2 separate regions of the Homo sapiens genome follow, and region 1 is linked to region 2. Evidence: chromatin loops called from intact Hi-C (ENCODE). Cell type or tissue: K562. All regions are shown on one strand.

The links. A loop is a pair of places that touch in the nucleus more often than their neighbours do. Peaks named below come from ENCODE experiments on the same cell type or tissue, not always from the same donor. Only the 100,000 strongest peaks of a DNase experiment are listed, where the experiment ranks them.
Region 1: it touches region 2 in a loop (5-fold over the local background); 2 of 110 quality-filtered maps call a loop at or near these places.

Annotation. Positions count from the first base shown.
Region 1 is chr7:44,970,602-44,978,601 of GRCh38, reverse strand. It overlaps MYO1G (myosin IG), which reads left to right. Exons shown (of 22, transcript NM_033054.3): 2 at 1,531-1,739; 3 at 1,945-2,038; 4 at 2,953-3,118; 5 at 3,375-3,428; 6 at 6,377-6,487; 7 at 6,813-6,929; 8 at 7,543-7,767; 9 at 7,865-8,000. Among named protein-coding and RNA genes, the nearest start is that of MYO1G, 4.4 kb to the left of the region's middle. RefSeq lists a silencer at 4,539-4,618. In K562, a CTCF peak has its summit at 4,660 (motif pointing left); a DNase peak (open chromatin) is centred at 4,661.
Region 2 is chr7:45,255,965-45,263,964 of GRCh38, reverse strand. LOC107986736 (a long non-coding RNA gene) reads left to right here and starts at 3,901. Exons shown (of 2, transcript XR_001745014.1): 1 at 3,901-4,429; 2 at 5,573-5,930. In K562, a CTCF peak has its summit at 3,757 (motif pointing right); a DNase peak (open chromatin) is centred at 3,774; H3K27me3 peaks cover 3,209 bases.

The sequences.
Region 1 (8,000 bases), 290 kb after region 2:
ACACAGTCCAGGCATCTTCTGCCCCTTCTTTCCTGCCCGACGGGGCCAGGGCATGACACTTCTTGGACAGATACATACCAGGCACTATCTTTCCAGGAGGGACCAGGGGCACCTCCCTCCAGCCACTTCCCAGCCAGTTGTTGATGCTCCCTCGATGCATCTCATCCATGGGGCCTGGCCTGAGCCCTGGGGACACTGAGATGAAGCAGTCAGGCTCCACCCTAGGGTCCAAACATTCCCACCAAGTTGAGGTGACATTCTCCTGGGGTACATGGAGTATCACAGGACACAGTTGGTAGAAGTGATATTGGAGCCCAATTTACCATCAAGGAGGGCAGGTGGAGGGCAGGGAGAAGCCCGGGAGGTAGGGGCATGGCACAGTAGGGTGGCCATACAGGCAGCTGGGCTTCCTGCCAGGACTCCCAGGGAGGGGCAGAAGGCCACTCGCTGTGTACTCCGGAAGCTCCCTGGGGAGAGCTTGGGGACCAGGATCCCCACTAAGCACCGAAGGCAAGAGACCACGAGCCTGGCTCAAAGAGGAGGGCTAGCCAGGACGTGAGCTAAGCACTTTGTGCACATTGTTCTACCTCATTCTTATAAAATGAGCTTATGAAACATTGTCCTCTCTATTTTGATGAGGAGAACACTGAGCCCTGGAGACGTGGGTGACTTGTGCCCTCATCCCCAGCTTGTAGGAGGATGGGAGCTAGGCCCAGGAAAACCCATGTCAGAGGTGGTGGAGAAAGAGGAACCTCAGGACAGGCCCACCCAGGACAGGCTGCCGGGAGACAGGGCCATCCAGGGAAGGGTGGGTACCACACACCAAGGGGAGATGGGTCTGAGGGGCAGGCCTGCCAGTCCTCCTCCCAGGGGCAGAAAGGTCAAGAGAAGGGCAGACATCCACCCCCACTGGGGACCAGGTTTGTGAAGGAAAGGGTCAAGAAGTCTGAGGCTGTGCCAGGGGAGAGGCAGCAGCCACTGGCCACAGGCTGGGGGGTCGGGGGTGTAAAGACAACGACATCAACTCCCTCCCTGTCATCTGGGTGGGGCTGGGTGGGGTCCCCTTTTGTCTCTGGGTTCCCGCCCAGGCCTTGAGACAGGAAACAGCCGAGGAGGCCCCTCCTTCCCCTCCCAGCCCAGTCACTTCTCAACCCCATCTCCCCATCTGCCCTGCGGGGTTCACCCCAGGAGCCAGCCCTGACTCACGGCACCCAGTGCAGTCTTGGGCAAGTCTGTTTCCTTTGCAAAATGAGTGGTCATGTTTCCAGTGACCTTGGGATCCCTGGGGAGACCACTGTGGACCCCAAACTCTATGCCGCAATGGAGACAGTCTCTGAGTGGCTCAGCTCACCCAGGATGGCACCAGGGAGACGCAAGGTCAACACCTGCCCCCTTCTTCCTTCTCCACTCTCAGCCCGTCAGGGTGGGAGCGCTGGCCTACTGGGGCCAGGCCCTGATATGGGCTCTGGCGAAAGGCCTGTGGGTGCCTGTAAGCCTGTGAGTGCTGAGGCCTACCCCTGCTGTGTCCAGGTTCGAGAAGGGCCGCATCTACACCTACATCGGTGAGGTGCTGGTGTCCGTGAACCCCTACCAGGAGCTGCCCCTGTATGGGCCTGAGGCCATCGCCAGGTACCAGGGCCGTGAGCTCTATGAGCGGCCACCCCATCTCTATGCTGTGGCCAACGCCGCCTACAAGGCAATGAAGCACCGGTCCAGGGACACCTGCATCGTCATCTCAGGTACCTGTCCCTGCCGCCGGGCCCCCACCCTCGGCATCTTCATTTGTGAACATTTGGGAGGGCCATTAGAGCATCTCCTGTGCCCTGTGTCCTGATGGGGGCCCTAGGACCCCATCTTGCCAGTCTTGGGGGTGTGAGTGGGCACAGGGAGCTGGGCTAAGAGAGCGAACCTGGCTGATTCTCTCAACTCTGGTCTTTCCGGCAGGGGAGAGTGGGGCAGGGAAGACAGAAGCCAGTAAGCACATCATGCAGTACATCGCTGCTGTCACCAATCCAAGCCAGAGGGCTGAGGTGGAGAGGTGAGTGGCAATGGGCAGCTCTGGGCCTCAGCATGGCAGGCCAGGGACCTCAGTGTGGCAGGAAGGGCTGGCTCTGGGGAGTGAGAGACGGCAACTGGAGTCTAGCTCAGGTCAAGTTCAGTGGGAACTTGGGAAGTTTCCAGATAATGCCAACACACCCGGAGGTGAGACAGGGTGACCCATGCCAAGGACCTCTCCTTGGGTGGGTGAGACCTAGCCAAGGTACTGGGCCTACCAGCTGGGAGGAGGCAGCAGCCACAGGTAGGATGAGGAGAAGTGCAGCAGGGCCCAGAGATGCTTGAAATGGCTCATGGACAGGGCAGCAGGCAGATTCCATGGAAACCTGGAGAAGCTGGCAGGCCCTGGCCAAGATGGCCAAGCATGCCAGGTGGCTGTGTGGGTGATGGCCAGGAGCCTTGAAACCAGGAAACCTGTCCCTTATGGAAGCAGCTTCCTCTGTCAGTGCCTGTCTCTTCCTATCAAGAGGCAGCGAGATGGGATTCAGGGGGGACAAGCAATGTCAGTTCCTGAGCACATATGGCCAGCACCACTGCCCACCCCTGCAGCTGGAGGTCTAAAGCCCAGTGGTCAGAACAGCCCCTCCTCCCCAGGCTGCAGCTGAGGCCTGGGAGGGGAAGAGGTGGCTGTGAGAAACAAGGACCTCAATGCTACACAGACCATGCTGAGCACAGCCAGCCCGGCAAGTGCATTTCCCAGCCTCTCAGAGGTGAAGTGACCGTCACACAACCTCAGAGGCAACACTGGGCGAGGCCAGGCCATTGGTTCCCTCTCAGCAAGTTCAGAGGAACTCATCCTGAGATGCTGTGATTTCTGTTGGGAAGACTCAGGGGCAGAGACAGCATTCCCCAGATGGGAAGTCTTTGCCTTAAGACCCAGCCCCTCTGCCCTGACAGGGTCAAGGACGTGCTGCTCAAGTCCACCTGTGTGCTGGAGGCCTTTGGCAATGCCCGCACCAACCGCAATCACAACTCCAGCCGCTTTGGCAAGTACATGGACATCAACTTTGACTTCAAGGGGGACCCGATCGGAGGACACATCCACAGCTACCTACTGGAGAAGGTGGGCAGGTGGGCTGAGGAGACCTCCATGGGGAGCCCTGGCCGAGACCCATCCCAGGCCTGGGAAGGTACCCATCCCGACGGTGCAGCTTAGGAGGGCTGGGCTGTCTCTCCCTGTGGCCCTTCTCTGGGCCTCAGTGTCCTCATAGTCAGGACTCTCTGACCCCCAGCCTGCCTTGCACCTGGGAATGTTCAGATGGGGTCCCCAGGGTCAGACTCCTTCCCAGGCCTGAGTCCATCTGCCCCTCTCTCCTCAGTCTCGGGTCCTCAAGCAGCACGTGGGTGAAAGAAACTTCCACGCCTTCTACCAAGTAAGCCCTGAGGGCAAGGGGAGGTGGAAAAATGGGGTGGGGAAAGGGAGGGCAGCAAGCTGGACCAGCTTGTGACCCTTCCATCACTACCCCAATTCCCCCTCTCTGCCCACTCAACCCCACCTAGCCCATCGTCCTCACTCCCCACCACACTCACCCCAACCAGTACCCCACACCCCACAAACAAGAGGGTGTGACTTGCAGGGAACAAAAGCAGGATGTCCCCTTTATCTGAGACACCTCCAGATGAGGGCTCTCTGGGACCCATAAGTGTCTCTGTGAACAATAAGCTCCCCACGAGGTGGGCTTCCCCTGGGATTACAGGCAGTGTCTCTAGTGGTATCAGAGCTCAACACTGAAGTGGTGCTCCTGGGGACACGGGCATTGACTCTGAGCACCTCTGTGAGATAGGCGCGCCCAGGGACTGTCTCCACAAGCTTTGACACCCCACTGAGGTGGGAGCTCCCTGGAAACAAACAGTGTCTCTGCAGTCTCAGAGCTTGACACTGAAGTGGAGCTCCCTGGCACGCCAGCGGTGTGTTTGCAAACTGTGGCCTGCCCACTGTGTCCTCTGGTTCACAGACAGTGTTTCCACAGACTCCGAACTCCCCCACTGAACTGGGAGCACCCTATGACTGGAGCAGTGTCTCTAGGGACTTGGAGCTCCCCACTGAGTTAGGAGTTCCCTGCAGCACAGACATGGTCCCCACCAACTCTCAGCTCCCCAGTGCAGTGGGAGCTCCCTGGAACACAGCAGTTTCTCCCTGGTACACAGGCGGTGTTTCCATGGATTCTGAGCTCTTTACTGAGGTGGGAGCTCCCTGAGACAAGCACAGTGTCTCACAGACTCTGTGCTCCCCATGAGACAGGAGCTCCCTGGGTAGCGGGCAGGGTCTCCAGGGTCTATGAACCGCCCGCTGAGGTGGGAGCCTCCTGGGATGCAAGGAGTGCCTTTAAGGACTCTGAGCTTCCATGGTGTGGTGCTCCCTGGGACACGGCAGTGTCTTCACGACTCTGACTTCCCACTGAAGTCACACTCTCTGGGACACAGCAGTGTCTGTAAGGACTCTGAACTCCACTGAGGTGGGAGCCCCCTGGGCTGTCTTTCCAGTGAGTCTGCACTGAGGTGGGAGCTCACTGGGAAACCAGTAGTGTCTCTGTGGACTCTGACCTTTATTTGAGGTAAAAGCTCCCTGAGACACTGGCAGTGTCTCCACAGACTCTGAGCCTCCCCCTGGTGGGAGCCCCTGGGAACACAGAGGGCGTCTCCACAGACTCTGAGCTCTCACTGAAATGAAGCTCCCTGGGACTCCGGCAGGATCTCCACAGACTCTTACCTCCCCACTGAAATGGGAGATTTTGGGACATGGGCAGGGTCTCCATGGACTCAGAGTTCCCCCATTGAAGGGGGAGTTCGGTGGCACATGGGCATTGTCTCTAATGACTCTGAGCTCCTGGCTGAGGGGATTGCTCCCTGGGACGTTGCCAGGGTCTCCACAGACTCTGAGCTCCCCATGAGGTGGGAGCTCCACAGGATTTGGGCAGGGTCTCCATGAACTATAAACTCTCCACTGAGGTGGGAGCTCCCTGGGACACAGAGAGTTTTTTTCAGACTCTGAACTCCCATGAAATGGAGCTCTTTGGAGCATGGACAGTGTCTTTAAGGACTCTGAGCTACCCACCGAGGTGGGAGCTCAGTGGGACATGTGAAGCAGTGTCTCCACGGACTCTGGGCTGCCCACTCAGGTGGGCTGTGTCTTGGACACAGGCAGTGTCTCTATCAACTTTGGGCTCTGCTCTGAGGTAAGAGCCCCCTGGGACAGGGGCACTATCTCCTTGGACTTTGAACTCCCACCAAAGTGGAGCTCACTGGGACAGTGGCAACGTCTCCACGGATTCTGAGCTCCCGCTGAAGTGGAGCTCCCTGGGAATCAGTCAGTGTCCAAGAACTCTGAGCTTCCCTGAGGTGGGAGCCCTCTGGAACACAAGGAGTGTCCACGCAGACTCTGAGTTTCCATGAAGTAGGGCTGTCTGGGACACTGGCGGTGTCTCTATGGTCTCTGAGCTCCTCACGGAGCTGGGAGCTCCCTCGGACATGGGCGATGTCTCCACAAACTCTCCATTCCCCTATGAGGTGGAAGCTCTCTGCGACATGACCATTGTCTCTGTGGAATCTGAGCTTCCCACTAGTGGGAGCCCCTTGGGACACAGGGCAGGGTCTCCACAGACTCTAAGCTCCCACTGAAGTGGAGCTCTCTGGAATAACAGCAGGATCTCCACAGACTCTTACCACCTCCAGTGAAGTGGGAACTTTTGGGACACAGGCAGTGTCTCCATGGACTCTGAGCTCCCTGCTGAGGTGGGAGTTCATGTGGCACCAGTTGTGTCTCCACAGACGCTGAGCTCCCTAGGACATGGGCTCTCCCTGGGTGGAGAGCAATGTCTCCACGGAACCTGTGCTCCCTACTGAGGTGGGAGCTTCCTGGGACAGGGGCAGGGTCTCCAGTAACTCTGAGCTCCCACTGAAGTGGAGCTCCCTAGGATTCTGCAGTTTGTCCACAAACTCTTACCTCCTCACTCAGTGGGAGGTTTTGGGACCCGGGTAGTGTCTCCACATACTCTGAGCTACCCACTGAGGTGGGATCCCCCTGGGTCGAGGGCAATGTCTCCACAGGGACTGAGCTCCCTACCAAGATGAGGTCTGGCACAAGAACAGTGACTTCATGGTGGAGTCATAGCTCCCACTGAAGTGGAGCTCCCTGACCCACTGAACAGCTGAATGGGGAGCTTGCTGGCACACAGAAACTGTTCACACTGTCTGACCTTCCCCCACGTTTGTTCGTTCAATACTGGAAGGAAGCGCAAGTCTGTTTGTTCTCCTGCCTGTGTGTGTGTACAGGGGGACATCCTGGGAGCTTATTTGTCTAAAGGATGCCTGTGTCCTCTAGTTGCTGAGAGGCAGTGAGGACAAGCAGCTGCATGAACTGCACTTGGAGAGAAACCCTGCTGTATACAATTTCACACACCAGGGAGCAGGACTCAACATGACTGTGCACAGTGTGAGTGTGAGGGGCACCAAGGGCTCAAACTGGGCTCAGTGTCAGGGCCTGAGTGTGGTGGTAGGGAATGGGCAGCACTCAGCACAGGCCAGGGTGAAGTGAACTGTTTGCGTGAGTGGGGAGGGTGCTCGGGGTGGAGTGAAAATGGCTGATGGAGGGGACAGAGTGCAGGGGTGAGCAGGTGCTTAGGCTGGAGTAATCAGGTTCAGGAAGGGGACAGGGGACAGGGGTGAGCAGGTGCCTAGGATGGAGGAATCAAGCCTCAAGGGAGACAGGTGTCCTGGGCCCAGTGTGGCTTTGGAGTGATGAATCCCTTCTACCCTAGGCCTTGGACAGTGATGAGCAGAGCCACCAGGCAGTGACCGAGGCCATGAGGGTCATCGGCTTCAGTCCTGAAGAGGTGGAGTCTGTGCATCGCATCCTGGCTGCCATATTGCACCTGGTGAGCCTGGCTCAGAAGCCTGGGAGGGCTACTTCCCCACAAGGGTTTCCTGGCTGGGAAGCACCCAGGGATGAGGAGGAGACTGGCTGGAGATGCCCCAGCAATGTGCTAGGCTGACTGCCTCTCCTGCAGAAGCTGAGCTGCTCGAGTGATGAGCTCAGTTGATACATGGTCCAGACCCCATTCTTAGGGCCAGGTCAGCCAGGCGCAGTAAAAGCTGAGCATCATGCAGACTGCCTCTTAGTGCAGTCATGAGCTGTGTGGCTTTGGTTGCATTTACTCAGTGCCTCTTGGCCTCAGTTCTCTCTAAGCGGCATGAGGAGTAAGTAGTGCAGGGCTCCGCTGGCTGTGGGAGGATGCGATGGGGTCATTCACATGTCATTTGGACTCGAGGCCTCGAGGCCTTGGCAGAGACTCTGGTGTGCCCATGCCCCCTTCCCCCAGTCTCTGGCTGTGTCTGTGCCCATGGTGAGCAGCTGACCATGCTGGTCTGAGAAGGAGCTGTACTCTACCGCATCCATGTCCCCTGCTTTCCTTCCTCCTTCTTGTCCAAAGTTGTCCAGGCTCTTTTGAGACATGGAGCCCGGACTGTTCATGGTTTTCCCATCACCAGGGAAACATCGAGTTTGTGGAGACGGAGGAGGGTGGGCTGCAGAAGGAGGGCCTGGCAGTGGCCGAGGAGGCACTGGTGGACCATGTGGCTGAGCTGACGGCCACACCCCGGGACCTCGTGCTCCGCTCCCTGCTGGCTCGCACAGTTGCCTCGGGAGGCAGGGAACTCATAGAGAAGGGCCACACTGCAGCTGAGGCCAGCTATGCCCGGGATGCCTGTGCCAAGGTACTTTGGGGGCAGGCACAGGGAGGGAAGCCCAGGAGGCCTTCATGGGGGAGGCCAGGCCAGAGGCAGCAGGAAGCAGGGTGTTCCTATCCCCCAGGCAGTGTACCAGCGGCTGTTTGAGTGGGTGGTGAACAGGATCAACAGTGTCATGGAACCCCGGGGCCGGGATCCTCGGCGTGATGGCAAGGACACAGTCATTGGCGTGCTGGACATCTATGGCTTCGAGGTGTTTC
Region 2 (8,000 bases):
AACATTAGTGACTTAGCTACATAAGGTATCACAAATGTGGCAGGTGGGCGAAGGGTACACAGGACTCTGTATTTACTTTTACAATTTCCTATGAGTCTATAACTATTTCTAACTAAAATTTTTCACAAAAGAATAACAGACTTCCATATGGCAAAAGACATTATAAACACATGATAAATCGGGAACAAATATTTGTCATGAGATGACAGAGGGTTAATATCTATAATATATAAGAGCTCTGTTGTATTGATATGGAAAAGTCAAAATGGAGAAAGGATAAGAAAAGAAATTTACAGAGGAGCAAATCTGAACAGCTAACAAATGTGAAAGGATGCTCAAAATTACTAGGGACATTAAAATTTTAAAAGAATGAGATATCACTTTAAAAGAATTATACTAGTAAAAATACAAAAAGTGATAACACCCACTAAGTGACAATCCAAGGAAGATGGTACCCTCATGTATTGCTGGTAGGAATGCAAGTAACACAGCCTAGCTCTACGGCTATAGATTTTAACTTTCTGAAATGCACATATATCGGGGGAAATTCAGCCAGATACAGGTGAAATTCACCCCCGATATTTCACGTAGGTTCTTTTCTATATTCCCTAAGTGTCGGCCAGTCTGAGAAATAAAGGGACAGAGTACAAAAGAGAGAAATTTTAAAGCTGGGTGTCCGGGGGAGGCATCACATGTCGGCAGGTTCCTTGATGCCTCCTGAGCCGTAAAACCAGCAAGTTTTTATTAGTGATATTCAAAAGGGGAGGGAGTGTATGAATAGGATGTGGGTCACAGAGATCACATGCTTCATAAGGTAATAGAGTATCACAAGGCAAATGGAGGCAGGGCGAGATCGCAGGACCACAGGACCAGGGTGAAATTAAAATTGCTAATGAAGTTTCAGGCACGCATTGTCATTGATAACATCCTATCAGGAGACAGGGTTTGAGAGCAGACAACCGGTCTGACCAAAATTTATTAGGCAGGAATTTCCTCATCCTAATAAGCCTGGGAGTGCTACGGGAGACTGGGGCTTATTTCATCCCTACGTCTTCGGCCATAAAAGACGGCCACCCCTCAAAGCGGCCATTTTAGAGGCCTACCCTCAGGAACACATTCTCTTTCTCAGGGATGTTTCTTGCTGAGGAAAATAATTCAGTGATATTTCTCCCATTTTCTTTTGAAAGAAGAGAAATATGACTCTGTTCCGCCCGGCTCACCGGTGGTCAGAGTTTAAGGTTATCTCTCTTGTTCCCTGAACATTGCTGTTATCCTGTTCTTTTTTCAAGGTGCCCAGATTTTATATTGTTTAAACACACATGCTCTACAAACCATTTGTGCAGTTAACGCAATCATCACAGGGTCCTGAGGAGACACACATCCTCCTCAGTTTACGAAGATGATGGGATTAAGAGACTAAAGTTAAGACAGGCATAGGAAATCAAAACGGTATTGATTGGGGAAGTGATAAGTGTCCATGAAATCTTCACAATTTATGTTCAGAGATTGCAGTAAAGACAGGCATAAGAAATTATAAAAGTATTAATTTGGGGAACTAATAAATGTCCATGAAATCTTCACAATTTATGTTTTTCTGCCATGGCTTCAGCCGGTCCCTCCGTTCAGGGTTCCTGACTTCCAGCAACGTTTTAACATGTATCATAAGATTTTGGACTGTCCCGAAGAAATAACAGCACCAGTAGATAAAGGCATATTTATGCATGAGACATTGAATGCAAAGCTATTCCGATGGCAAAAACCTGGAAACAAAGTGAACGCCCTTTAGTAGGCAGATGGCTGGATCAATCATGGTAGCACATTCCCACTGTGGGTTATTATTCAGCCATTAAAGACTATGAATCGGTGGTACCAGGTTAGCCTAAGGATTTCTACTAGGGACAGCTGAATGGGGAGAAATGCTGTAAGGTAATACACAAGTCAATAGGAAACTGGAAAGGGACATCCACAATGTTTTTGACATGAGTCACCCTGGAAGCAAAAAGGAGGAGGGAGAGGAGAAGAAGGCGAGGAAGAAAAAAATAAATTATCATCTGAAAATTATTTAAAATAAATACGTTTTTAAAATGTTGTGTGACCACATGTGCGTATTTAAATGAAATGATGTATCTAAGTGGGTATGTGCACAAATAAATTAAAAGTAATTGTAAAACTTGGACACCTGAAAGTCCCCCAGCCTTTTCTGCTGACCAAGGCCATGGGCCTGGCTCTGTCTCTTCCATGGCTCCCTCCCTCGTGGTCTCTCCTCTCTCCCAGGCAGCAGAGGCCCTACTCTTTGGCAGGCTTGCTTCACTGTTTCTAGGTTCTCTCTGCCCAACCCATGCCCTCTGGACTGTGCCTTCTACCCTCTTAGTTACTCTCCTAAACAGAGTTAGTTCACTCCCTAAGAGAAATTATCCCACTAGCTGACAAAAATGAGCAGTTGACTCACCCTGCCCCTCAGTCTCTGTGTGCCTCCGTGTCACTGTTTGGAAAGGGAGAGATTAATAACAGCCATGTTCTGCTGTGGGGAGCTAGAAACACAGTCCACTGCCTGTCCTAACAAAGTCCTGGGACACTGGGCCTGACCCCACTCCCTTCACTCCCTCTTCTCTCCTCAGCTATGCATCTCCCACAGTTTGTCAGGATGAGAGGCCTTGTCACCTGCTCCCAGATATCAGGTCCTCCCCGGCAGCCTGTACCCAGCATGTAGTTCCCACAGAGCCCACCTCCACCACTACCCCCTGAAATGCGCAAGTCAGCTCCCTGGGGACAATAATCGCTGATCAGCCCGTGTCTCCCAGCTTTTTCTAATCTCCTTAGCACATCTTTTTAAAGAAATGTATTTAAAACTTTCTACCAGTAACTTAATAATTCGAGGCCTTGCCTTCCTGAGGAATTTGCATTTTAATGAGAGGCAGTGCCCTTAGCCCAATAAACAAGGTGAGGCCCAGCCTGGTCACCTCCCAGATGTGGAGAAGGAAACATGGGGTTCACATGAGGAGTTTCAGGACCCAAACCAGCAAATGGCGAACCACACCACTCACCTGGGCCTGGCTCTGCGGTATAGAGGCTTGGGATCTGCATTTGCCAGACCATCCAGAAAGCCGGCTTCCTCGCTTTCCCTTTGTTTTTCTGCTCTTGTAGCTTATAACCCGTCTTGCATTTGCCTAAAGGGCTCAGAGCTTTCTCAAGGTCATTAACTCGAGTCATAGCCGAGCTCACAGGGACTGGAAGGACCATAGCCACACAAGGACCCCCTACTCCAGCCCTGGTCCCCAGCTCAGTCCTCCCAGGAGGAGCATCAGGCTGTCCCAGGGCTTCTTTGAGGACTCCGGGGTTATGGGAGGAGCCCTGGGCTGAAAGTCAGGGGATGAGGGCCCCATGCATGGTCTTAGCCCTAACTCTCCCTGAATGTGCAAAGCCCTTTTCCCTGTCCCTCCTAGTCTGTGAAATGTGTAAGGGTATGGGCAGGTGACACTGGGTCCGCAGGTCCCCAGGCCCCTCCAGCTCCTGTCTCTACAATGCACCAGGGACGGGAGCGCTGGAGATGCTCTGAATCAAACCTAAGCAGATCTATGAGACAACCCGGTTCACTCCTCAAAGGCATGGCCCTCCTTTTTACATGCTTAAGACAGCAACCAGCCCCTTCATCAGTGAGAAGAAACTGCCCTTTGAGGTTTGAAGAGCAGGGTCAGGGTCTTCCACCCTCAGCGCACCCATTGGGCGAGTTCAGTGTCTGCAGTGCAGCGCGCCGCCGGCAGGGGGCGGCAGACGCCAATCCACGGCGTTCGGGACGCGCCAGAGATATTGGGTCCGTGCAGGTGGCTTGGTTTGGGGACCTCAAAGATGCATCCTGCTAACCCGGATCTGATTGCGCGCGCATGCACCGTCTCACCGCGTACTTCTGCTCCCTGCACCCTGCCACAGCCACAACCAGCGCCTGGAACGCAGCTGCTCCTTATTTGTTGAGTGGATGAATGAATGAATGAACGAATGGCGGTGGAAGTCAGAACACAATTTGGTGTGAATAAGGAGTTCCGGTTGAGAATATCTGAAGATGCCCCTCCTACCTTGCTCTGTGGCCCTGCGCAAAAGCAAAACCTCCCTGCCAGGCCATCTGCTCCGAGCTGGCGTCCGGGAAATCAGGGGCCCCTCCTATCTTGCGCTGGTGTCCAGGTACACCCTCACTCCTCCACTACAGGGTCCTTCTGTTGGAGCAGGAGGGAACCGCAGCCTGGAAGGGTGGGTGTGAACCATGAACCCAGATGACCAAGCCAGTGGAGGTGGCACAGGCAGTCCCCAAGGAAGGGGACACGTGTGTCCCGAGGTCAGAACTGAGAAGCTCTTCAACTGCCACTGCATGTTTCTAACTTCTAGAAACCATCAGGATGGATCTAATTTCTCATGTGGAAACTGGGGCTCTGAGCAGGTGAGTGGCCTCACCCACAGTCACACTCAGCTCGCAGCCCTCCTTGCCGTCTTCTATTTGCAGGGAATTTTCTAGGGAGCAGCAGGATGGACATTCACCAGAGGCGCCCATGGGGGCCTGGACAGTCCCCCCAGTTACCTTACATCTCCACTCTCCTGGGAGGAGCAGGCAGGGGCCACTGAGATCCATGGCGGTGGGTGGGGCTGGGTGCTCAACCCCATTTTGGGGAGGGCAGGATGTGGGGAGCAGGGAGCAGCTGGGGCTCCAGGCATTGTCTCAGGCACCTCCATTCCTTTCCCCACATGCAAGGTCATCTTTCTGTTGAAGTCCCTGCATGAATGAGCAGGACACCTCCCTACACAGAGGAGACACAAGGGAAGACAGGAGCCTGCTCACGGGAAAGGAGTGGTTTCCCCACCATCCAGACATGTGGGTCCTGGTGAGCTGTTTGCATCCAAAAGCCAGAGCTCTGCAAACAGCTCACCGGCTAGACAGCAGAGCACAGATGTGGCACATTCAGGTCAGGGCATACACTGATTGCCATCCTCTCCCATCCCTGGCTGCCCTCCACCTCCACACCACCCTTCTGGTGCCAGCTTTTCCTGTTCCCAGTCTGGGGCCTCTTCTCTCACCTCCTCACACTCCATCCTCAGTTCCAAATGCACCTCTATGTGGACGACCCCTAAATGCTTACCTCCAGCTGAGACTTCCCCCTTAATGCCATTTCATGTTTCCAGTCTGTCTGTAACATCTCCACCTGGGTGTCTGTAGGCTTCTCTCACCAGTCATATGCAAAACAGCATCCGGGCTCCCCATCCTCCCCCTGACCTCAGCCTCCCTGAGGACTCCTGTGGGCACCCCCAGCCTCCTTTGGGATACCTGTGACATAAAAATACTAAGAAAAAAATGCCTTTTCACTCTCACTTTCTCCCAAGTGGAGCTTTCTGGCACCTCCATGACTAATGGAATGGAACGGTTGCTTTGTATTCCTATTTTTTAAATTCCTTTGTTTGGATTTCTTATGTTAAACATGGAGAGACATATACACAAAAGTTCCTTGTCCCCTCAATATTTTTAAGAACACCAAGTGCAAATGTTTCAGAACCACTGTTTTAAATCCCATCATCTTCCTTCACCTTCCAGCACTTTCCTTCTCACTCAGAGGAGAGATAACCCAGCACCCTGCAGGAGCCCAGCAACCCCCATGGCCTGTGTCCTCTGCTTCTCCTGCTTTCGGCCTGGTTGAATGCATCACTGAGGATTTTCTATTGGTTCCTGGAATTTAGTGTGATTGTGTCTACCATTTGTGGTAGACTGTTGCTTGGACAGTTATCCTGTGGCATGTCAGAAGAGTCCTGGCGTCCAAAGATGTGACTAGGAGCAGAATAATGTTTTCCAATGCATGGACTAAAACCCTTACGATTTGAAAGGCAATGGAGTTGTGATATTGTGACATGTGTGTTTCTTCATTATGCATTAAATACAACGAGATCCAGCAGAATGTGTAGCAAGCACCGTAATTTCATTTTATTTTATTTTATTTTTATTTCACTTTAAGTTCTGGGATACATGTGCAGAATGCGCAGGTTTGTTACATAGGTATACATGTGCCATGGTGGTTTGCTGCACCTATCAACCTGTCATCTAGGCTTTAAGCCCCGCATGCATTAGGTATTTGTCCCAGCGCTCTCCCTTCCCTTGTCCCCCAACCCCGACAGGCCCCAGTGTGTGATGTTCCCCTCCCTGTGTCTATGAAGCACCGTAATTTTAAAGCACTGGTGAGAAACCATATTTCAGAGTATCTGCCGTAACTGTAATTGGATATGGAACTATCTGTGATTTCTCTTGGTGACAAAGTCACAGGAGCTGGTAATAGCACTGTCACTACCCCTAGGGCAAGTATTAAGGACAGTAAGCATACCTTCACTGCCCACCTGGTGGGCTGGAGCCAACTGGAAACAGGCCAGTTTGATAGAAAATGTGTATGTGTGTGCATGTACATGTGTGTCTCTGTGTGTCCACATGTGTGCATGTGGGTCCATGTGTATGTGTGTGGCTGTGGGTATGTGCATGAGTATGCATGTGTATGTGCATGTGTGTGCATGTGTGCACATGTGTGTCTCAACTCTGCCACTGGTGAGGTGCACTGGAAACTCTGGAGCCTGGCATGCAGCCACAGCTGGACTCCTTCCCACCTACACACCCCCTCCATGGGCAGCTTCAAGTGTGCAGAGCAGACACATTTACCCAGAAGGACACACCAGGGACAAAGAGGAAAAGAGAGACAGGCTTCCTGACCCTCCAGAAGGAAGGGTTGCACGGGAGGAGCAGGGCCACCACTTGCCCCAGGCAGGTCTGGAAGGAACCAGGTCTGAGGGCTCATACCATCCCTGCTCCTCATGTCATCAGTCAGTCATAGCAGGAGAAGCCAAGGCCTCTCTCCCAATTCTGTAACTCCAAAAAGAGCTAGCTCCAGGTTCTCAGGCCCAGGCGTGGAGGAAGAGAGCAAGAGAACAGTTTCTGTACATCAGCAGTTCTCTGTCCTGCTCATCTGCTAGTCTTCACCCTAAAGCTTGGGTCCTCAGGGGCGGCTGGGCCCTCAGGAGAGACTAGCAGTGCCATGAGGCAGGCTACTCCCAAAGCCAGCCACCACTTCTTCATGACTCCTCCTGGGACTAGTTAGCTTCCATCCACAGAGGGCTGTGAAGTGGGTATGAACAGGGCATTACTGAGACTCTGTGGCCACCTGTCCCCTCAACAAACCTCTCCCATGTTTATTTCCTATCTCAAATTATGCTTGTGGTATGTGTCAAGTTGGCTAGACCATGACACCCAGATGTTTGGTCAAATGCCGGTCTAGATGTTGCTGTGAAGGTATGTTTTTAAATGAGATCAACGTTGAAACCAGCAGACTTTGAGTAACGCAGGTGACCCTCCACAGTGTGAGTGGGCCTCATCCAATCGGCTGAACATCTTCAGAGAAAAAGACTCAGGTCCCCCGAGGAAGAGGGAAGTCTGCCTCCAGACTGACTTTGGACTCAAAACTGTAATATCAACTCTTCCCTGAGTCTTCAGCCTGTTGGCCCGCCCGGCAGATGTCAGACTTGCTGGCCTCCATAATCACATGAGCCAATTCCTCTGTCTATAGATAAATATAGATAGATGGACATCGAGATAGAGCTGGAGAAATACAGATACAGACAGATTTCTACCACCTATTGATTCTGTTTATATGGACTACTACAGATTTTAATACCAAGGATGGTTCTAGAGGAACAGAATCTTAAGCATTTTGAGAATCCTTAAGATCTTAAATCTTCAGGAGCTTTCTGAATTGCTTCTGGGGTTTCTGGAATTGGCTCTCTAAGCTGATTACCTTTAAAGGCACTGATGACTACTCCTAATAGTAGAGAGAATGCAGATAGTCCATGGTGTGATGTAACAGTAGAGTTAGGTAAAACATCACTGTTGAATACTCATAATCAAAAATTTATTAAGAGCCAAGGATCTGAGTGGTCATGCATATGGTACCATCAAACATTTTTAATCAAACTAACAAGTATAATGAGAT